Regions from separate parts of the Homo sapiens genome. Here region 2 is linked to region 1. A link is an interaction called in ENCODE POLR2A ChIA-PET data of the cell type or tissue named here. Cell type or tissue: A673. All regions are shown on one strand. Each heading gives the region's core, and the rest is flanking DNA. Links, peaks and the distances in the headings are about the cores only. Region 1 overlaps MAPK14 (mitogen-activated protein kinase 14). Region 2 overlaps LHFPL5 (LHFPL tetraspan subfamily member 5).

The links. ChIA-PET counts read pairs that join two places held together with the same protein. Peaks named below come from ENCODE experiments on the same cell type or tissue, not always from the same donor. Only the 100,000 strongest peaks of a DNase experiment are listed, where the experiment ranks them.
Region 2: POLR2A ChIA-PET joins it to region 1 with 5 read pairs; 2 of 35 experiments call an interaction of 5 or more read pairs at or near these places.

The regions. Positions count from the first base shown.
Region 1 is chr6:36,030,415-36,038,859 of GRCh38, reverse strand. The region is part of intron 1 of MAPK14 (mitogen-activated protein kinase 14); the gene reads right to left. Among named protein-coding and RNA genes, the nearest start is that of MAPK14, 6.8 kb to the right of the region's middle. RefSeq lists a silencer at 190-239. In A673, for the core only: no CTCF peak of the experiment used is centred there; no DNase peak of the experiment used is centred there; H3K27ac peaks cover 2,256 bases.
Region 2 is chr6:35,813,306-35,829,047 of GRCh38, reverse strand. It overlaps LHFPL5 (LHFPL tetraspan subfamily member 5), which reads right to left. Exons shown (of 4, transcript NM_182548.4): 2 at 14,266-14,502; 3 at 9,585-9,611; 4 at 4,978-6,066. The coding sequence ends at 9,601. Among named protein-coding and RNA genes, the nearest start is that of LHFPL5, 16 kb to the right of the region's middle. In A673, for the core only: no CTCF peak of the experiment used is centred there; no DNase peak of the experiment used is centred there.

The sequences.
Region 1 (8,445 bases), core at 1-8,000:
CACTCAATCTGCCAGCAGACTAATCTTCCTTTTTCAGCTAAACTCAAGAGCTAATCTCTGCTCCTTCCTTTTGGCAACAAAAACCTGAAAAAGTAAAGTCAGCCCATGTTATTTAAAGAGCTGGACTGGAATACCCTAAATTTCTAGGGCCCAACAAAAATACTGGCTCTGGCACTCTGGGACTGCTGGAATGAGAGTTGTGAGCATGGGTCAGGGCTTGCACCAATTCATCTAACTCCACCGTTCTATCCTATTCACAGTAGTGGTTTAGGGTAGAATGGGTAAGGAACCGAAACGAAAAACTTGGGACCCTAGAGCACAGTAATCTGTTAAAACAAGATTTAGGTCATGTCCTTCCTCTGGTCATAACCCTCCAAGGCTTCCCCTCTCACTTAAAGGAAAAGTCACAGTCTGTACAAAGGCAAATAAGACCCTACATGATCCCTGCATATCTGCAACCCTCTCCTCACCCCACTTTTCTCCCTATATTTGGCCCCTGGTTCATTTAGCTCTAGCTGTACTGGTCTCTTAGCTATTTCCTGGAGCACAGGGCCCTTACCTCAGGGCTTTTGCACACTTGCTAATCCTCAGCCTAGAATGTTATCACATCCTCACCCATGTCCAACCAGTGTCCTATATCACCTTCTTCAGGTTTTTGCTCAATTGTTACTTTATCAATGATGCTTACCGTATTCACCTTTCTTAAAAGTGCAACAGCCATCCTAGCACTCACTCTCCTTCCCTTCTTGCATTTTCTCCACAGCACTTATCTGACACACTATATATTTTGTTTATTATCTACTTCCACTGCCATCCCCATTAGAATATAGCTTCCTTTTTTTTTTCTTTTTGGAGACAGGGTATCACTCTGTCACCCAAGCTGGAGTACAGTGGCAGGATCACAGCTCACTACAGCCTCAACTTCCCAGGCTCAAGCAATCCTCTTAGGCTCAAGCAATCCCTCCACCTCAGCCTCCCAAGTAGTTGGAACTACAGGAGTGTGCCACCAAGCATCCCTAATTTTTTATTTTTATTTTTTAGTAGAGGAGCCTCCCCATTTTTCCCAGGATGCTGGTTTCTAACTACTGGGCTCAAGGAAACCTACCTTGGCCTCCCAAAGTGCAGGAATTACAGGTGTGAGCCACTCACTGCACCTGGCCAGAATATAGCTTCTTAAGGCAGAAATTTTTGTCTCTTTTGTTCACATTTCATCTCCAGCACTTACGGCAAACCATACATGGTAGGCACTCAAGGTATAATGAGTCCTGTCCTCAAGGAGATTACCATGAACCTATGCTCCTTCCCCTTTCTCTCTACAATCTTGTACCCTGTAACACTCTTTTGTAACTTTGTAACACAAAGTTCAGAAAATGGCACTAAAATATATCCATTTGCCCAAGGCCAAAACTTAGAAATCCTAGACTCCTCACTCTCCTATACTTCTTTCCCCCAACATTCAGCCTTGGAGCCAAGCATGCCCAAAACCCAGTATCCATTTGTCAAGTACAGAATTTACAAACCACCACTTCTTCTTCCCTATAATAAATTATTAAAAGACTTGAACACTGCACGGGAAAGCTGGTTAATTTTGTAAATCCTTAACACATACATACAGGTGTACCTCAAAGATATCATGAGTTCAGTTCCAGACAACCACAACACAGTGAATATCACAAAAAAATGAGTGACATAAATTTTTTGGTTTCCCAGTGCATATAAAAGTTATATTTACATGATACTGTAGTCTATTAAGTATGCACTAGCAGTATGTCAAAAAAATATATATATGCACATACCTTAATTTAAAAATATTTTATTAGCCGGGCACAGTGGCTCATACCTATTACTCTCAGCACTTTGGGAGGCCGAGGCAGGAGGATCGCTTGAGGTCAAGAGTTTGAGACCAGCCTAGCCAACATGGTGAAACCCCATCTCTATTAAAAATACAAAAATTGGCTGGGCATGGTGGTGCACACCTGTAATCCCAGCTACTCGGGAGGCTAAGGTGGGAGAATTGCTTGAACCTGGGAGGTGGAGGGTGCAGTGAGCCAAGATCGTGCCACTGCACTCCAGGCTGGGCAACAGAGCGAGACTCCATCTAGAAAAAATAAATAAATAAATAAATATTTTTTTGCTAAAAAATGCTAAGGGTCACCTGAGCCTTCAGCAAGTTATTATCTTCTTGCTGGTGGAGGGTCTTGTCTCAGTGTTGATGGCTGCTGCCTACTCAGGGTGATGGCTGCTGACTACTCAGGGTGATAACTGCTGAAGACTGGAATGACTATGGCAATTTCTAAAAATAAGACAACGGTGAATTGCTGCATTGATTTATTCTTCCTTTCGTGATAGATTTCTCTGTAGCCTGCAATGGTGTTTGATAGCATTTTACCCACAGTAGAACTACTTTCAAAATGGGAGTCAATCCTCTCAAACCTTGCTGCTGCTTTATCAACTAAGTTTATGTAATATTCTAAACCCTTTGTTGTCATTTCAACAATGTTCATAAGCATCTTCCCCAACAGCAGATTCCACCTCAAGAAACTACTTTATTTATTCATTCCTGAGAAGCAATTTCTCATCTATTGATTTTTTTTTTTTTTTTTTGAGATGTACTCTTGCTCTATCGCCCAGGCTGGAGTGCAGTGGCACGATCTCGGTTGCCACTTGGTTGCAGTGGCTCACTGCAACCTCCACTTCCCAGGTTCAAGCAATTCTCCTGCCTCAGCCTCCCAAGCAGCTGGGACTATAGGTGTACACCACAACACCAAAAAATATAAAAAACAAATTTTTGTATTTTTTCTAGAGGCAGAGTTTCGCCATGTTGGCCAGGCTGGTCTCAAACTCCTGACCTCAGATGATCTGCCTGCCTCAGCCTCCCAAAGTGCTGAAATTACAGGTGTTAGCCACCGCCCCCAGCCACCTTGCACTATAAGTTATGCTATGGAGACAGGTTCTTTCCTTAAACCTATGAACCACCCTCTGCTAGCTTCAAACTTATCTTTTGCAGCTTTCTCACCTGTCTCAAACTTCATACAATTAAAGAGAGTTAGGGCTTTGCTCTAGATTAGGCTTTGACTTAAGGGCATGTTGTGGTTGGTCTGATCTTTTATCCAGACCACTAAAACTTTCTCCAGCTCAGCAACAAGGCTGTGTTGCTTTCTAATCATTCATTTGTTTACTGGAATATAATTTTTAATTTCCTTCAAAAACTTTTCATTTGCATTCACAAATTGGCTGTTTGGTACAAGAAGCCTAGCTTTCAGCTTATCTCAGTTTTCGACATGCCTTCCTCACTATGCTTAATCATTTCTAGCTTTTGATTTAAAGTAAGAGACATGCAAACATTCCTTTCACTTGAACATTCAGAAACCACTGTAGTGTTATTAATTGGCCTAATTTCAGTATTATTGTGTCTCAGGGAATAAGGACGCCTTAGGAGATGGAGAGAGGGAACAGCTGGTTGGCAGAGCAGTCAGAACACACACAATGTTTATCAATTAAGTCTGCCTATGGGCATGGTTCCAGACACCTCAAAACAATTACAACAGCAACATCAAAGATCAGTGATCTCAGATCCCCATAATATTTAATAATAATGAGAAAGTTTGAAATATTGCGAGAACTGCCGGGCACAGTGGCTCACACCTGTAATCCCAGCAGAACTGCCGGGCATGGTGGCTCACACCTGTAATCCCAGCACTTTGGGAGGCCAAGGCAGGCAGATCACAAGGTCAGGAGTTCGAGACCAGCCTGACCAACATGGTGAAACCCCATCTCTACTAAAAATACAAAAATTAGCCAGGTGTGGTGGCACATGCCTGTAGTCCCAGCTACTTGGGAGGCTGAGGCAGGAGAATCACTTGAAACCGGAAGGCGGAGGTTGCAGTGAGCCGAGATCGCACCATGGCACTCCAGTCTGGGCGACAGAGCAGAACTCCGTCTCAAAAAAAAAAAAAAAAAAAGAAAGAAAGAAATATTGCGAGAATTACCAAAATGTGACACAGAGACATGAAGTGAGCACATGCTTTTGGAAAAATGGTGCCAAAAGACTCGCTTACCACAGGGTTGTCACTAACCTTCAATTTGCAAAAAAAAAGCAATTATCTGTGAAGCATAATAAAACGAGTTGTGCCTGTGCTTAATTTATGGAAGCACTGTGAAAGACAAACTACTCTGAATACTGAAAGTTTCTTTTACAAAAACATTTCCAAGTTTAAAGAAGTTTTTGGTTATTTTCCTGACGAAACAGCTGCATGACTTCCATAGCAGCCATGAGAAGACATCCCTAAGTTCCAAGTCAGGGGAGCCCACTTTATAATGAGGCTTTTCTGAGCACTGCAGTAATTATACCTCTTAGATAAGAACAAATCAGTTTTACCCCAAATTTTACTGCAAAAAGCAAAAATCTAATGTATTTTCAAAGGGCTGGAGAGGCAGTTATTTCTATTTATATCCTATACTTATGTAACACAAACATGTACAGACAGTCCCAACTTTACATAAATGTACACTGAAGAATTTCAATCCAATAGGATTCATAAATTCAGGAATTAACTATTTGCACTGCCTAATAATTCCTTCAGAAAAAATTTTAATCTGGGCAATGAGTGCATTTTTGATTTATCAGTTCTGAGGAAGAGACATGACTCTAATGGGTTAAATGGGTTAAGTCATTACCCCTCACATAAACTGGGCAATGACACTGGTGGAACTGCTTTCCTACACTCAAGCTCTATTCCGAGTGACTCAGCAACCCCTTTTTCACAAGAGGAGGTTAACTGCATAAGAGAAGGTGCCACCGCGCAACCTCAGCAGCCCACATCTATCAGAAAGGAGACTACTAAAAGTAGCATTGACAAGTATGCCATTCCTTTAATGAATGAGTCCAGCTCCCCATCTATAAAATGGAGTTAATAAATATGAGCCTCCATGGAGCTAGTGAGAACTGATTGATAATGCTTTGAATGAAAACACTTTATAAACTGCAAAAATCCCTAAAAATGTCAGTTAATTCTAAAGTGAGGGTGATCTACCCCAGTGAATTCTTCCATCTTTGAATTCTAGGCCCCAGGGGCTCAGCAATATCTGCACTCTTGCCCATGAAAGGCAAAGTCAACACATCATCTCTGAGACTGGGCTAGAAAGAAATCAAAAGCAGAGTACTCCTCAGTATCAAGAAATCAAACTGGCAGAACTGAAAACCTGGAGATCCAGGATAAGCTTATTTTAAAGAAGAACCAGTGGAGGCTGGGTGTGGTGGCTCATTCCTGTAATCCCAGCACTTTGGGAGGCCAAGGTGGGCAGATCACAAGGTCAGGAGTTCGAGACTGGCCTGACCAACATGGTAAAACCCCGTCTCTACTAAAAATACAAAAATCAGCCAGGCATGGTGGCACGCACTTGTAATCTCAGCTATTCAGGAGGCTGAGGCAGGAGAATTGCTTGAACTCGGGAGGCAGAGGCTGCCGTGAGCCGAGATTGCACCACTGCGCCCCAGCCTGGGCAACACAGCAAGACTCCGTCTCAAAAAAAAAAAAAAGTGGAAAAATGGGATTTGATAATAAAATGACTTTATAGCCAGCTTCGAATGAACTCTTTCTTAAAACAATCTTTATACATCAATAATACAAATGCTTGCCGTTAATTATGTTTAAAGACTTCTTATTGACTGGCACTGGTAACATACAGGCAACTACCTTACTTTTGGTTACAAAGAAAAGAATGGAAAGCTCAGCATGGACCTACTATCACTACTAGAAAAGTAAAGGGCACACCCTTCTCACTGGTCAGGAGTCAAGAAAGTCACCCTTGTATACTTAATAATCATGCACTTTTATTTCTTTGTGCCCTGGCTCATTCTAAAAAAAAAAAAAAATAGATTTAAAATGGTGAATGGCCATTAATAGTTAAAAAAAGTTAGCTTCACTTATTTCTTTTATACTAGAATAATCTTGTTCCACAAAGCACTTAGGAAGTTGTATTTGATTTCTTAGCAAGTTTTGCTATCCTTTTACCAAAGGTTTTGTTATATACTTTTTATGCTGATGATAAAGTGCACAGCACAATGCTAGAACATAGCAAGCAATCCACAAAATGTAGTTATTAAACCCACTAGGCTGTAAGTTCCAGGAGAGAATGGATTGTCTTGTTTCTGTCTTGTTTAGCACTCTATTTCCAGAACCTAGCTATCTGGCCCATGGTAGGTATTCAATAAACACTGTTGAATAAACAGTTGAATAAGATCTAAGAGTAATTCTCAACTGTCACCTCCTATTTCATGGTTACCAGTGTCCCACCTCCTCTAATCAACAGCAAGGGCCTGGAAGAACCCTACCCCAGAGGAAAGGCACTTAAGTTCCTGTTTGTATTTCCTTAAACTCACCACAAAGATTCTCCCCTTCTGTCCCAAAACCCCAAAATCAATGCTTTGCAACAATGTATTCTTAAACAATTTTGCTTCATTTCCCCTCACAGACAATGCATAAAGTTCCTTAAAACTGCAAGACCTAGTCTAGTTCCCTTTACCCTTTAACGGAAAGGCATATTTGTAAAACTCTATTTTGATTCATAGTTGGTTATCACACAGGCTTCTACTTGTTTTTTTACTATACTTAGTATAAATTAAAATAATATAGGCTTAAAATAATTTGTAAATGTTACAAAGTATACCACACTTTAGAGCAATAAAATTCGGAAACTGACAAATATTTCAATGAATGAATTTTATTCATTGAAATATTCTATTCATTTATTTTCATTCTTGAAAATAAAATTCAGGGGCTGGGTGTGGTGGCTCATCCCTATAATCCCAGCACTTCGGGAGGCCAAGGTGGGGGAACTGCTTGAGGCCAGGAGTTTGAGACCAACCTGGGCAACACAGTAAGACCCTATCTCTACAAAATAAATAAATAAATAAAATAAAATTCGGAGATTTTTTTGGAAGTAGACTTCAGGTCCAGTTCAAGAAGTCACACAAAAAATTATGTGTTGTTACTTTATAGTTATAACTCCTATCTGACCTAAAACAGTAGTATCACCAACCTGATTGCCTTATCTTTCTTATCAGACTTGAGTCCAAATTCCCTAAATTATTTGGATTCAAATGAACTGTTATTCCCTAAAATCAAATCTGCTCTCAAAAAAATGAAGATGGATGGCCAGAGACGGTGGCTCACCCCTGTAATCTCAGCACTTTGGGAGGCCAAGGCAAGTGGATCACCTGAGGTCAGGAGTTAGAGATCAGCCTGGCCAACATGGTGAAACCCTGTCTGTATTAAAAATACAAAAATCATCCGGGCATGGTGTTGCGCACTTGTATCCCAGCTACTTGGGAGCCTAAGGCAGGAGAATCGCTTGAACCCATGAGGTGGAGGTTATAGTGAGCAGAGATGGTGCCACTGCACTCCAACTTGGACAACAGAATGAGACTCTGTCTCAAAATAAAAAAGAAGAAGAATATCACAGGCTCCAAAGTGGATTCTAAAAGAAGTTCCAAAAAATGTTTTCTGCCACACCTAAAAAGGTACTCATTGAAAGAACAACTTCAGGCTGGGCACCGTGGCTGAGGCCTATAATCCCAGCACTTTGGGAGGCCAAGGAGAGCAGATCACTTGAGGTCAGGAGTCTGAGACCAGCCTGGCCAACATGGAGAACCCCGTCTCTACTAAAAATACAAAAATTAGCTGGGTATGGTGGCGGGCACCTGTAGTCCCAGCTACTAGGGAGGCTGAGGCAGGAGAATCGCTTGAACCCAGGAGGTGGAAGTTGCAGTGAGCCAAGATGGCACCACTGCACTCAAGCCTGGGCGACAGAGTGAGACTTCGTCTCAAAGAAAAGAAAAACTTCAAATAACTACGCTGAATCTCTGAATAAGATAACACTTAATTGTAAATCTAAATTCTGGTATTTTCATTCCAACATTAGTTATAATTTGTTTATTGTCAATTGTCATACAATTTCAGTTTCAGTTGTATTTTCTTTCACCAATATGCTGTAGGTTACATCTTAAATCCCTTTAGTAGAAAGACTACTAAACAAACAAGCAAATAAAAAAAACTGCCTCTCTGGAAAGACACAAGACACTTAACAGTGCCTGTCTTTGAGAGAGTAGAGTGGCTGGAGAACAAAAAGGAAAGGAGACTTTTCACTGAATATCTTTTTTTTTTTTTTTTTTGAGACGGCGTCTCGCACTTTCGCCCAGGCTGGAGTGCAGTGGAGCGATCTCAGCTCATTGCAACCTCCGCCTCCCGGGTTCAAATCATCCTCCTGCCTCAGCCTCCTGAGTAGCTGGGAGTACAGGCGCCCGCCACCACGGGCGGCTAATTTTTTGTATTTTTAGTAGAGACGGGGTTTCACCGTGTTAGCCAGGATGGTCTCGATCTCCTGACGCTGTGATCCACCCGCCTCGGCCTCCCAAAGTGCTGGGATTACAGGCGTGAGCCACTG
Region 2 (15,742 bases), core at 7,743-15,742, 220 kb after region 1:
CCATGCACACTGCCTTGCTCTCCTTTCAAACCCTTATTTTGGGAAACAAGCTGCCATATGAGTAACCCTAAGGAGAGGCTAACAGCCAGCAAAGAACTGAGACCCACTGCCCAAGGTAATTTACAGATTCAATGCCATCCCCATCAAGCTACCAATGACTTTCTTCACAGAATTGGAAAAAACTACTTTAAAGTTCATATGGAACCAAAAAAGAGCCCGCATCGCCAAGTCAATCGTAAGCCAAAAGAACAAAGCTGGAGGCATCACACTACCTGACTTCAAACTATACTACAAGGCTACAGTAACCAAAACAGCATGGTACTGGTACCAAAACAGAGATATAGATCAATGGAACAGAACAGAGCCCTCAGAAATAATGCCGCATATCTACAACTATCTGATCTTTGACAAACCTGAGAAAAACAAGCAATGGGGAAAGGATTCCCTATTTAATAAATGGTGCTGGGAAAACTGGCTAGCCATATGTAGAAAGCTGAAACTGGATCCCTTCCTTACACCTTATACAAAAATCAATTCAAGATGGATTAAAGATTTAAACGTTAGACCTAAAACCATAAAAACCCTAGAAGAAAACCTAGGCATTACCATTCAGGACATAGGCGTGGGCAAGGACTTCATGTCCAAAACACCAAAAGCAATGGCAACAAAAGCCAAAATTGACAAATGGGATCTAATTAAACTAAAGAGCTTCTGCACAGCAAAAGAAACTACCATCAGAGTGAACAGGCAACCTACAACATGGGAGAAAATTTTCACAACCTACTCATCTGACAAAGGGCTAATATCCAGAATCTACAATGAACTCAAACAAATTTACAAGAAAAAAACAAACAACCCCATCAAAAAGTGGGCGAAGGACATGAACAGACACCTCTCAAAAGAAGACATTTCTGCAGCCAAAAAACACATGAAAAAATGCTCATCATCACTGGCCATCAGAGAAATGCAAATCAAAACCACTATGAGATATCATCTCACACCAGTTAGAATGGCAATCATTAAAAAGTCAGGAAACAACAGGTGCTGGAGAGGATGTGGAGAAATAGGAACACTTTTACACTGTTGGTGGGACTGTAAACTAGTTCAACCATTGTGGAAGTCAGTGTGGCGATTCCTCAGGGATCTAGAACTAGAAATACCATTTGACCCAGCCATCCCATTACTGGGTATATACCCAAATGACTATAAATCATGCTGCTATAAAGACACATGCACACGTATGTTTATTGCGGCATTATTCACAATAGCAAAGACTTGGAACCAACCCAAATGTCCAACAATGATAGACTGGATTAAGAAAATGTGGCACATATACACCATGGAATACTATGCAGCCATAAAAAATGATGAGTTCATGTCCTTTGTAGGGACATGGATGAAATTGGAAACCATCATTCTCAGTAAACTATCGCAAGAACAAAAAACCAAACACCGCATATTCTCACTCATAGGTGGGAATTGAACAATGAGATCACATGGACACAGGAAGGGGAATATCACACTCTGGGGACTGTGGTGGGGTGGGGGGAGGGGGGAGGGATAGCATTGGGAGATATACCTAATGCTAGATGACACGTTAGTGGGTGCAGCACACCAGCATGGCACATGTATACATATGTAACTAACCTGCACAATGTGCACATGTACCCTAAAACTTAAAGTATAATAATAATTAAAAAAAAAGAAAAAAAAAAAAAAAAGAACTGAGACCCTCCATCCCAACAAACTGTGAAAAACAATCCTGCAAACCACCACTGAGCTTGGAAGTGGATCCAACACAATTGCAGCTTGTGAGAAACCTTGAGGCAAAAACACTTAGCTAAACCTTGTCAGGATTCCTAATCCACAGAAACTGAGATATGTATGTTGTTTTAAGCCACTGCATTCTGGAGTAATTTGTTAAGCAGCAGTAGGTAACAGGATTGTCAGGTCATGAGCACTGAGGATATTCTTCAGGTTCACATTTCACCTATAAATGACTGGCCCTTCCTATTTTGACCATATCTACTCAGGGCTGTCAGTGAAGCTCGAGCACCATAACTGACTCTACAGAACAGCCCAAAGCAGAGAGAGGCAAGCCAGAGTGAGAAAAGAATAAGGTTGACTTCATAAAAGGAGTGCTGACATTACTGATTTTTGTTTGTTTTTTTGTTTTATTTATTTATTTATTTATTTATTTATTTTTGAGACGGAGTCTCGCTCTGTCACCCAGGCTGGAGTGCAGTGGCACAATCTCGGCTCACTGCAACCTCTGCCTCCCAGATTCAAGCAATTGTCCTGCCTCTGCCTCCCGAGTAGCTGAGCAAGGTGTGGGTTATAGGCAGATGCACCTTAAGCCCCTAGCAGCTTCTGCAGACCACTAAAGTTGCCATTTCAGTGAAATATTTTGAGAATAGACTTTTTTTTTTTTGAGACAGAGTCTTGCTTTGTTGCCCAGGCTGGAGTGCAGTGGTGCAATCATGGCTCACTGCAGCTTCAACCTCCCAGGCTCAAGTGATCCTCCCACCTCAGCCTCCCAAGTAGCCGGGATTACAGGCATGCGCCACCATACCCAGCTAATTTTTGTAATTTTTATAGAGATGGGTTTTTGCCATGTTGCCCATGCTAGTCTTGAACTCCTGGCCTCAAGTGATCCTCCCACCTCAGCCTCCCAAAGTGCTGGGATTACAGGCGTGAGCCACTACGCCTGGCCAAGGATAGACTTCTGGAAATTTTTTTTGTACCTCTTCAAAAAGTAAATTATGAGATAAATGATAGAAAAGTCACTAAGCTACAGAATTTGTCAAATTTTGTCATTCATCAAGCTTGCATAAAGTAGATACTGACTGAATTAATTAATTAATTAATTAATTAATTTTTTTTTTTGACACGGAGTTTCACTCTTGCTGCCCAGGCTGGAGAGCAATGGCACGATCTCGGCTCACTGCAACTTCCGCCTCCCAGGTTCAAGCCATTCCCCTGCCTCAGCCTCCCGAGTAGCTGGGAATACAGGCATGTGCCACCACGCCCGGCTAATTTTTTATTTTTAGTAGAAACGGGGTTTCACCATGTTGGTCAGGCTGGTCACAAACTCCCAACCTCAGGTGATCTGCCCACCTTGGCTTCCCAAAGTGCTGGGATTACAGGCGTGAGCCACCGTGCCTGGCCGACTGTGAATTAATTTTATCAACAAAAGAAAATATGAATGTCCAGGCTGGGCAACATGATGATACCCTGTGTCTACAAAAATTAAAGATTAGGCGGATGTGGTGGTACACACCTGTGGTCCTGGCTACTTGGGAAGCTAAAGGCAGGAGGATTGCTTGAGCTGAGGAAGCCGAGGCTTCAGTGAGCCGTTTTCACGCCACTGCACTCAAAACATATATACAGCCTGGGCGTGTTGGCTCACGCCTGTAATCCCAGAACTTTGGGAGGCTGAGGTGGGCGGATCACGAGGTCAGGAGATCAAGACCATCCTGGCTAACACAGTGAAACCCCATCTCTACTAAAAATACAAAAAATTAGCCAGGTGTGGTGGCGGGCGCCTGTAGTCCCAGCTACTTGGGAGGCTGAGGCAGGAGAATGGCATGAACCCGGGAGGCGGAGCTTGCGGTGAGCCAAGATCGCACCACTGCACTCCAGCCTAGGTGACAGAGCGACACTCTGTCTCAAAAAAAAAAAAAAAAAAAAAAATACAAAATTAGCCGGATGTGGTGGCACACGCCTATAATCCCAGCTACTCGGGAGGCTGAGACAGGAGAATCGTTTAAACCTGGGAGGCAGAGGTTGCAGCGAGCCAAGATCGCGCCATTGCACTCCAGCCTGGGCAACAAGAGCAAGATTTCGTCTCAAAAAATATATATAAATATAAATATATATATATACACACAAATGTGATCATTCTCATAAACTAGCTGCCATGGACCAAGTGACAAGATCAAATCCCATTATGGAAGTTCCCACCACCAATTTAACTGTGACAACACTGGGATACTCATTCCTAGTGACTGAGCAGGTTGTCACAGTGCATTGGCCAAACACACAGCTGACAGCCAAAGATAGGAAAACTGTTCCTGTATCACTGATCGGTTGATCAAGCAACAAGATTCATCTGTTCAGCTCTTTACCCACACTTCCCCTATGAGAGAACAGCACACCCAGGTAGTTTCTTTACTAACTAACTGGACAAGGACCAGAAAAAACACCTTTTCCTCAGAATTGTTCACTGCAGACAATCAACAAAATCCTGTTTTTATGCACCACCCCCCAGGGAGGGGACAGCCTAAAGAATCGATTTTGGTCTTGGCTTTTGCTACAATGAACTATTACCTAAATTGAATTCCCCTTTGGAGGCCAACTGAAGGTTCACCATTTAGTAGCTGGTCCTCCGTATCTGTGGGTTCCACTAAGCAGATTCAATCAACCACAGATGTAAAATATTCAGGAAGAAAAGCCAGTAAAGAATAACAATACAGGCCGGGCACGGTGGCTCACACCTGTAATCCCAGCACTTTGGGAAGCCGACACAAGCAGATCAGTTCCAGACCAGCCTGGCCAACATGGTGAAACCCCATATCTACTAAAAATACAAAAATTAGCCAGGCGTGGTGGCGGGCACCTGTAATCCCAGCTACTCGGGAGGCTGAGGCAGGAGAATTGCTTGAACCCGGGAGGCGGAGGTTGCAGTGAGCTGAGATCATGCCACTGCACTCCAGCCTGGGCAACAGGATGAGACTCCGTCTCAAAAATAAATAAATAAACAAATAAATAAATTAGCCAGGCATGGTGGCACATGCCTGTAATCCCAGCTATTCAGGAGGCTGAGACAGGAGAATCTCTTGAACTTGGGAGGCAGAGGTTGCAGTGAGCTGAGATGGCACCTTTGCACTCCAGCCTCGGCAAGAAAGCGAGACTCTGTCTCAAAAATAAATAACAATACAACAACAAATACAAATTAAAAGCCACACAGTACGAGTATTTACATAGCATTTACATTGTATTAGGTATTATAAGTAATCTAGAGATGATTTAAAGTATACAGGAGGATGTGCATAGGTTATATGCAAATACTACGCTATTTTTAGCTGAGGACTTGGGCATCCATGTATTTTGGCATCTGCAGGGGATCCTGGAACCAATCCCCCTATAGATGACTATATGCCAAATCCAAAGTTTTTGAAAAAAAAAAATGTCATCTATTCCTATAACAAATTACTTGAACATAAGTAACACATTTCTGAAGCTGGTAGCCAGTTCTGGTTGAGTCAGTGTGGGCACCATAAGGAAATGTGATATTTGGCTCCCGGGAGGAAAAAAGTCTGCAGAGATTTTAGATCCTATCACCCACTCTTCATAAAACTTCCTGGTGGATGTTAAAGGATTCAAGTTCTGATGGCCCCTCCATTCCTTACCCCCCTCTGAGCAGCAATAAGAAAACAAAATATGAGAAGGGAGAAGCAAAAGACCCCCTACACCTCACCCTAAAAATGACCCAGCACATGTCCAGCCACCTCTTCAGTGCCCTCTTAGAGCTGGTTGGGCATTTGTGTGTGTTTGAGAGAGAGAGAGAGTGTGTGTGTGTGTGTGTGTGTGTGTGTGTATATATATGTGTGTGTGTATGTATGTGTGTGTGTGTGTGTGTGTGTGTGTGTGTGTGTGTATATATATGTGTGTGTGTATGCTATCAGACACAGACCTGGGAGGGAAGGCCCCTAGAGATGGACCCATTTAGCCCTCTCGCTTTACAGAGGAGAGGCTTCAAGAAGGTGAAGCGATTTGCTGCTGTGTGGAACTAAGAAATGGACTTGGATCCCATCCCCAGCAACTGAGCACTCCCTGCACCGCTCAGCCTCTGAATATCTTTGAAGTGGGTCACTGCAGTTCTGCTTCCCCAGAAAGAGTACAGTAGGAGGTCTTGTCTCAGGAGACTGTCCAGTTTTAGTGTTATAATAAAAGGCTTCAGGCTTCAGGCCTATAGTAGCCAGGAACAAGGAAACTTGGAAGAACAAGTTCTTATCTCTGAAGAATTTGATTCCCTAGTTTTCCTGTGTCTGGGAAATAGATGACCTGTGGTATAAGAAAAACAAAAGAACAAAAGATTCCAAGAGTTTAAAATCTGACATTTTAAAAACCAATATAGGCTGGGTGCAGTGGTTCACGCCTGTAATCCCAGCACTTTGGGAGGCCAAGCCGGGTGGATCACTTGAGGTCAGGAGTTCGAGGCCAGCCTGGCCAACATGGTGAAACCCTGTCTCTACTAAAAATACCAAAATTGGGCTCACACCTGTAATCCCAACACTTTGGGAGGCCAAGGCGGGCGGATCACGAGATCAGGAGATCAACACCATCCTGTCCCTCCTAAAAATACAAAAAATTAGCCAGGCGTGGTGGCACGTGCCTGTAGTCCTAGCTACTTGGGAGGCTGAGGCAGGAGGATCACTTGAACCTGGGAGGCAGAGGTTGCAGTGAGCCGAGATCAGACCATTGCACTCCAGCCTGGACGACAGAGCGAGATGCTATCTCAAAATAAATTACAAAAAACAAAACAAAACAAAAAAACTATGTATCAAAAATAAATAATAAACACTTCCCTATGTATGCTCAAATTTTGACTTCAGTTCTACCTAGACATGCAAATTTCCTCATTCATGTGTAAGATAGTACTGATTGTCATTCAAGTAAAAACTTAGGTCTTTTAAAATGTAGTGTGAGGAAAAAAAAGGCAAACAGAGAGGTGTGGTTGCCCTTTGATTCAGTAATGCCACTTGGGATATTATCAACAGAAGCAAAAAGTTTTGTTATCTATGATAGCAACCCTAAATGTCTAATAACCAAGGTCTGGTTTAAAAAATGGTACACCAGGCAGGCGCAGTGGCTCATGCCTGTAATCTCAACACTTTGGGAGGCTAAGGCAGGAGGATGACTTGAACCCAGGAGTTCGAGAACATCCTGGACAACATGACAAAACATCGTTTCTTCAACAAACAAACAAAAAAAACAAAATTATTATAGCTGGGCAGGAGGTATGTGCCTGTAGTCCCAGCTATTCAGGAAGCTAAGGTGGAAGGATGACTTGAGCATCAGGAAGTTGAGGCTTCAATGAGCTGTGATTGTGCCACTGCACTCCAGGCTAGGCAACAGAGCAAGACCCTGTCTCAAAAAAAAAAAAAAAAAAAAAAAAAAAAAAAAAATTGTGGTACACCAGTGCTGTGGAGTTTCTGGCTTTGAAAAACCTAAATTAAAAATATTGCAAAAACATAAAAAAGGGAGCCGAGCACGGTGGCTCATGCCTGTAATCCCAGCACTTCTGGAGGCTGAGGCGGGAGGATCACCTGAGGTCGGGAGTTCGAGACCAGCATGACCAACATGGAGAAACCCCGTCTCTACTAAAAATACAAAATTAGCCGGGTGTGGTGGCGCATGCCTATAATCCCAGCTACTTGGGAGGCTGTGGCAGGAGAATGGCTTGAACCCAGGAGGCGGAGGTTGCCATGAGCCAAGATCATGTCATTGCACTCCAGCCTGGGCAACAAGACTGAAACTCCGTGTCAAGAACACACACACACACACACACACACACACACACACACACACACACAAAGATTATGCTCTAATGCTTTTTTATGCAAAATGTGATTCCTGTTTGAGCAGCCTGTCACCCAAAAACTCATTAGAAATGCAGGGTCTACGGCCCCAGACCCACCCCACCAACTGAATCAGAATCTGCATTTTTTTTTTTTTTTTTGAGACTCAGTCTTGCTCTCTCTCCCAGGCTGGAGTCCAGTGATGGGATCTCAGTTCATGGCAACCGCCGCCTCCTGGGTTCAAGCGATTCTCCTGCCTCAGCCTCCTGAGTAGCTGGGATTACAGGTGCATGCCACCACACCCAGCTAATTTTTGTATTTTTGGTAGAGATGGGGTTTCCCAATGTTGGCCAGGCTGGTCTCTAACTCCTGACCTCAGGTGATCTGCCTGCCTCAGTCTCCCAAAGTGCTGGGATTACAGGCATGAGCCACTGCACCCAGCAGAATCTGCATTTTAACAAGATCCCCAGATGACTGTATGCACGCTGAAGTTTGAGAATCATGCTCTAATAAGTGCAGGAGGTGGAGGTGACAATTTTATGTATGATTATTTTTAAAGTATATGTGGTCAAGGATTGGAAGGCACTTTGCAAAAATAAAAACAGCTTAAATGGAGCTAAACCCTCCTTCCCACAGAAAGCGCCTGGTCGGCTGTAGGTCCTCCAGGCAGCTGTTAGGGAGGCAACACTGTTGTGAGGGTTTCTTTTTCTTTTTTATTTTTTTAATTTTATTTTATTCTATTTTATTTATTTATTTATTTATTTTGAGATGGAGTCTCGCTTTGTCGCCCAAGCTGGAGTGCAGTGGCACGATCTCAGCTCACTGCAAGCTCCGCCTCCTGGGTTCACACCATTCTCCTGCCTCAGCCTCCCAAGTAGCTGGGACTACAGGTGCCCACCACCACACCTGGCTAATTTTTTGTATTTTTAGTAGAGACGGGGTTTCACCATGTTAGCCAGGATGGTCTCGATCTCCTGACCTCGTGATCCGCCCACCTCAGCCTCCCAAAGTGCTGGGATTACAGGCGTGAGTCACCGCGCCCGGTCCTCTTTTTCTTTTTTAAATGCATTCCTGAATGTTCTTGTTAAATCACATTTAACAAATGTTTGGAAACTTAAAAGATAAATGAATATGTTGCGCTTCTTTTTAAACCAGACATTAAAACTGGTTAACTTACTGTTTTTCTTTTTGCCTCGGCTATGAGGAATCAGAGCTAAATTTAATACTCAAGACAGTAATACTATTAGTATAGCTTTTTTGAATATTTGTTTTTCTGTCTATGACTTTTATTTTCTATTTTATTAGGTTTTCTAGTATGTTTCTTACAAATCACTTAAAAATTCTTTCTGAAAATAAGGGTCCAAATTACAATAATGACTTCTAAAAACAGTCTGTTCTTGTGTGCCAGGCTCCATAAAACATGAATTTGTGTTTGAAATTATTTCTTCTTTCCCTGATCTTTTTCCGCCTTTCAAGACACAAGTAAGGCCAGGCGCGTGGGCTCACACCTGTAATCCCAGCACTTTGGGAGGCAGGGGCAGGCAGATCACCTGAGGTCAGGAGATGGAGACCATCCTGGCTAACACGGTGAAACCCCGCTTCTACTAAAAATACAAAAAATTAGCCAGGCATGGTGGCACGCACCTGTAATCCCAGCTACTCGGGAGGCTGAGGCAGGAGAATGGCTTGAACCCAGGAGGTGGAGGTTGCAGTGAGCCGAGATCGCACCATTGCACTCCAGCTTGGGCAACAAGAGCGAAATTCCATCTCAAAAAAAAAAAAGACACAGGTAAAACTAAAGGCTTCCTGTTTGCTCCCCAGTGAGGGTCTCAGAGGCCAAATAGCTCCTGCCCCAGTGGGGTGTTGGTCCTCTCTCCCCAAGCAGCATCACAGCCTTACAGCCCAGCCCCTGGTGTCCTGATGCCTGAGGATTCAGTAAGGAAGCAGAGAGCCCCAGCCTTTCTAAGGGCACGCAGACCACCCTCCCATAGAATTACTCACCGACCCTTCAGCTGCTTCACACCTCCTCTGTAATGAAGGAGAGAACAGTATACGTTACTACCAAGTCTCGTTTTTAGGATAATTTCCTGCACACTACTCCATCTCCAAACTACATCAGATTCCTCTTACTCTCAAGAAAGCTTGCACTTTTTTGTTCATATCATTTATCAGCTTGTAACTGTATCGCATGATTGTCTCCCTTACCAGACCATAAGCTCCAACTTAGATTTCCCTTAACCACTGTACTTCCAGTGCCTAAAGGCATTGTTAGGCAGCTGAAGCACATTAGCTGTTATTGGTTGGGCAGATGGGTGATATAAAAAATGAATATGGCCCGATGCAGTGGCTCACACCCATAATCCCAGCACTTTGGGAGGCTGAGGAAGGTGGATCACTTGAGGCCAGGAGTTCGAGACCAGTCTGGCCAACAAGGTGAAACCCTGTCTCTACTAAAAATACAAAAAATTAGCCAGGTGTGGTGGCACATGCCTGTAATCCCAACTGTTTGGGAGGCTGAGGCAGGAGAATCGCTTGAAAATGAGAGGCGGAGGTTGCAGTGACCCCAGATCACGCCACTGCACTCCAGCCCGGGTGATGACGGGGCAAGACTTTGTCTCAAAGGAAAAAAAATAGTGAATATGCTGGAAAGACAGAAAGGAGAAAGAACTATCAGATCTGCTACTGTGGCATCAAAAAAAAAAAGGGAGAACTAATTTATTAATCACTTGCAATGTGCAGGCATTGTTAGTGCTTTATATATGCTATGAGATCCTCAGCACTTCCTTTTTTTTTTAATTAATATAATTCACTAACAAGCTGGATGCAGTGGCTCACACCTATAATCCCAACACTTTGGGAGGCTGAGGTGCACACCAGGATTCTGAGACCAGCCTGGTCAACATGGTGGAACCCCGTCTCTACAAAAAAAATTTTTTTAAAAAGCCAAGTGTGGTGGTATGGGCCTGTAGTCCTAGCTATTTGGGAGGCTAATATGGGAGGATCACTTGAGCCCAGGAGGTGAAGGTTGCAGTGAGCTGAGATCATGCCACTGCACTCCAGCCTGGGTGACAGAGCCAGAATCTGTCTCAAAAAAAAAAAAAAAAAAAAAAAAATACATATATATATATATATATATATATATATGGCTTTTAGTATATTCACTAGATTGTGCAACTATCATCACTAATTCTAAAACATTTTCATCACCCCAAAAAGAAACCCTGTGCCCATTAGCAATCACTCTTGTTTCCCCTCCTTCCTAGCCACCTCCTAATCTGCTTTCTGTTTCTATGGATTTGTCTATTTTGAATATTTTATAGAAATTGAATCACAGATATACAAATGGAAACCAGTCTTTTGTGTCTGGTTCCTTTCATTTAACATGTTTTCAAGGTTCATCCACATGGTAGCAATGCTTACTACTTCATTCCTTTTTATGGCTGGATAATATTTCATTGCATGGATATACACATTTTGTTTATCTGTTCATCAGGAGATGGAATATACTAAAAACCACTGAATTGTATTCCATTTTTTGGCTATTATGCTGCCATGAACATTTGTGTATAAGTTTTTGTGTGAACATTTGTTTTTAATTTTCTTGTGTGTACACCCAATAGTGGAATTACTGGGTCATATAGTAACTCTATGATTAACCATTTGAGGAACTGCCAGGCTGCTTTCTGCAGCAGTTGCAAAAGATTTGCATTAGTAGTGAATGAGGGTTCCAATTTCTCCACTTGCTCACCAACACTTGTTATTATTCACCTTTTTTATTATAATCATCTTAGTGGGTGTGAAATTGTATCTCAATGTGGATTTGATTGGCATTTTTACAATGACTAATGATGTTGAGCATCTTTTGGTGTGCTAATTGGCCATTTGTATATCTTCTTTGGAGAAATCTCTATTCAAATCCCTTGCCCATTTTAAGCATTGGGTAGTCTGTCTTTTCATTGTTGAGTTATAGGAGTTCTTAATATATTCTGGATTCTAGATCTTATCCAATTATAATTTGCAAATATTTTCTTCCATTCTGTGGGCTGTCCTTTTACTTTCTTGATGGTGTCTTTTGAAACAAAAAAAAATTTAAATTTTAATGAAAGCTGATTTATCTATTTTTTTCTTTTAAGATTTTTTTTTTTAGATTGAGTCTCGCTCTGTTGCCCAGGCTAGAGTGCAGGGGCACAGTCTTGGCTCACTGCAAGCTCTGCCTCCCAGGTTCACACCATTCTCATGCCTCAGCCTCCTGAGTAGCTGGAACTACAGGTGCCCACCACCACACCCAGCTAATTTTTTGTGTTTTTAGTAGAGACAGGGTTTCACTATGTTAGCCAGGATGGTCTCGATCTGTCCTCATGATCCACCCACCTCGGCCTCCCAAAGTGCTGGGATTACAGGCATAAGCCACCGCATCTGGCCTCTTTTAAGATTTTTATAGTTTTATATTTGTGTTTAGGTCTTTGAGTTAATTTTTGTATATGGTGTGAGGTAGGGGTTCAATTTCATTCTTTCACATACAGAGATCTGATTGTTCTAGCACTATTTGTTGGAAAGACTATTCTTTCCCCTATTAAATAGTCTTGGCATCCTTGCTGAAAATAAATTGGCCATAAATGTTTGGGTTTATTTCCTTTTTTTTTTTTTTTTTTTTAGATGGAGTCTTGCTCTGTTGCCCAGGCTGGAGTGCAGTGGTACAATCTCAGCTCACTGCAAGCTCTGCCCCCTGGGTTTATGCCATTCTCCTGCCTCAGCCTCCCAAGTAGCTGGGATTACAGGGGCACACCACCAAGCCTAGCTAATTTTTGTATTTTTAGTAGAGATGGGGTTGTGCCATGTTGGCCAGGCTGGTCTCAAACTCCTGACCTCAAGTGATCTGCCTGCCTTGGCCTCCCAGAGCGCTGGGGTTACAGGCATAAGCCTCTGCACCCAGCCCTACTAGTTCATTTTTTCTTCCCTTTATAGAATCCTCAAGGGATCCGGGATCTAGGCCTTTCCCTGACCCAGGAACTATAGGAATCTACCCTACTGTGATGAGAAGAAATCTTTTCTCTCCTTGGCCCAGCTCTTTCTAGTAATTTGTTTTCTTTTTCTTTTTTTTTCTTTTTTTTTTTTTTTTGAGACGGAGTCTCGCTCTGTCGTCCAGGCTGGAGTGCAGTGGCGCGATCTCAGCTCACTTCAACCTCTGCCTCCTGGGTCCAAGAGATTCTCCTGTCTCAGCCTCCCGAGTAGCTGGGACTACAGCTGCGAGCCACCGCACCCAGCTATTTTTTTTTTTTTTTTTTTTGAGACGGAGTCTCGCTCTGTCACCCAGGCCGGACTGCGGACTGCAGTGGCGCAATCTCGGCTCACTGCAAGCTCCGCTTCCCGGGTTCACGCCATTCTCCTGCCTCAGCCTCCCCAGTAGCTGGGACTACAGGCGCCCGCCACCGCACCCGGCTAATTTTTTGTATTTTTAGTAGAGATGGGGTTTCACCATGTTGGCCAGGATGGTCTTGATCTCTTGACCTCATGATCCACCCACCTCGGCCTCCCAAAGTTCTGGGATTATAGGCATGAGCCACCGTGCCCGGCCTGTTTTCATCTTTAACCACATAACAGGTGGTTATCCTTCTCTCACCCCCAAAGAAGGATGAAATGTTTCCTATCACTTCCTTATGGAGCAGTGGGCCCCGGGCTTGGCCAGAGAGGACCTGAGTTCTGGGCTTCTTTGCCACTGCCTTTCTGGGAACTTCTGAGTGACTTTCCCTTTTGGGCTTCAAGTTCCTCATGTGGGAAGAGTCCTTGGTTATAGTGCACAGAGGAGTTTGGCTGCTGCTTCTAATCCAAGGGCTAATGTGAAGACAGCTATGGGGAAAAGAGACTGGAGAGGTTTCTGAGGTGTAACAGGTCCCCAGTGATGGCCACCTGCTGAGATCAGGCATTTGGGGATTCACAGGGGTGCAAGACAGGCCTTGCCCTTGACTTGGGGAAGAAATTTATGCTCTGAAAAATTAGCCCAAGACAGGCAGGGGAAGAGCCCAATGAGAAACAGAAGCAAAAGGCACCCTAGGAAGAAGGGAGTAATGGGAAGCAATCAGGGAGGGCTTCCTGGAGGATGTGCTTGGGCCTCAAGGATCAGCTACAGCTGACTTTTATGACTGACAGGTAGGATTTGGATGGGAGGGAATTGAAACAGGACGAACATTACGAGAATCCCAAGGCTGCTGTTCCTCCAGGGATCTCGGGCTCCCACCAGCTGCACTGCAGGAGCTGTCACTTCTGCACCCTCATTGGCCTGTTCTCAAGGTCGCACTCCCTCCCCAGCAACTCATCTGCTGTTGTTCCCCATCTCCACCAACAAACTTCCAGGAATATTACTTCGAGACCCCGCCTCAGTGCCTCCTTCTAGGGGAGACCACACTTAGCCCCCAAGGCTGGATTGCAGCTCTCTCCCCTATAGCCTCTGAGAGTGTAGAGGGGTGAGGGGGACATTCCTTTATCACAGATCGCCTTATCACCTGCTAGCTTGCAACCCTCCACTGGCCTTTGATTTCAGGGAGGACAAGGGGTGTGTCTGATTAGTCTTGGTGTCCCCATCCCTTGGCCAGGGACCAAGCCTTAGAGGACTGGCTAAGATGAACCCCCACCCACATCCCAGGGTCTCCAGGCAGGGGACACCATTGTGGAGTTGGGTGATTACCGGTTCCATCTGCCTTGTAGTCGTCAGGGAGGAGCTTGTCCTGCCGGTAGCCCAACACGAAGGCCAGGAAGGAGAGGATGAGGGCGTCGCCAATGCTGAGGATGGCCAGCATGAAGGCCCAGCGGATGGTGCAGTGGCCCAGCGTGTACTTGCCCGTCTGCTCCCCACACATGCGCCGCACCTCACTTGAGTCCCAACCATCAGGGTAGACCAGGCAGCCAATCATTAGGCCTGTGGCTGAGGGGGAAGGAGGGGTGCACATGGCATCAGGCCGAGTGTGCCTAGCCCGCTACCTCCCACACCTTGCACTGCTGTTATGTTGTCACCTCCCTTCTCCTTCTGTTAACAGCCTCAGGAGGCATGAGAGGCAGCCTCTACCATCCTTCTTGCAGAACACAGGTGAGAAAACTGAGGCTCTGAGAGTTAAAGCAACTGGCCCCCGAGACCCAGTAGTTGGGGCGGAGGCAGAGCTGAGCTCCTAAGCCCAGGCCGGCTCTGCCACCACACCAGGTGGTCCTCCCAGGCCTTCAGCCATTCTCCTCACCTTGGACTCAACCAGGCACCACCTACCCTGGCTTCAAAGCCCTCCGGTATCTAGTCCCAGCCCAAAGAACTCATCACTGCTGAGATGTACATTTCTTCGTACTTACAACATCTGTGAAATAAGCTCAATAAGAAAGTGTCTAGCCTGGGGGTGGTGGCTCACACCTGTAATCCCAGCACTTTGGGAGGTCGAGGCGGGCAGATCACCTGAGGTTGGGAGTTTGAGACCAGCCTGACCAACATGGAGAAACCCTGTTCTCTACTAAAAATACAAAATTAGCAGGGAGTGGTGGTACATGCCTGTGATCCCAGCTACTGGGGAGGCTGAGGCAGGAGAGTAGCTTGAACCCTGCAGGCAGAGGTTGCGGTGAGCTGAGATCACACCATTGCACTCCAGCCTGAGCAACAAGAGCGAAACTCCGTCTCAAAAAAAAAAAAAAAAAAAAAGGAAAAGGAAAAAGAAAGTGTCAGGCCATGGCCAGATTATCAGTATATTTTGTTTTTATGGTACATAGAATAACAGTGTGTCCTACAACTCAGGTATCTTAGATTTAATGTATACAGGAAGGCTTTCCAGACTGTCCCTGGCTGCTTCCTTCAAAAGCCTTCCATTCAAGCAAACAGGTTTCCTCCTCACTCTTACCCAGTACAGCATAGTCCAGTTGCTACACGTCCCTAAATTTAAGAATCCCCTGGAGGCCGGGTGCGGTGGCTCACGCCTGTAATCCCAGGACTTTGGGAGGTCGAGGTGGACGGATTACAAAGTCAGGAGATCGAGACCATCCTGGCTAACACGGTGAAACCCCGTCTCTCCTAAAAATACAAAAATTAGCCGGGCATGATGGTGGGCGCCTGTAGTCCCAGCTACTCGGGAGGCTGAGGCAGGAGAATGGTGTGAACCTGGGAGGCGGAGCTACAGTGAGCCGAGATGGCG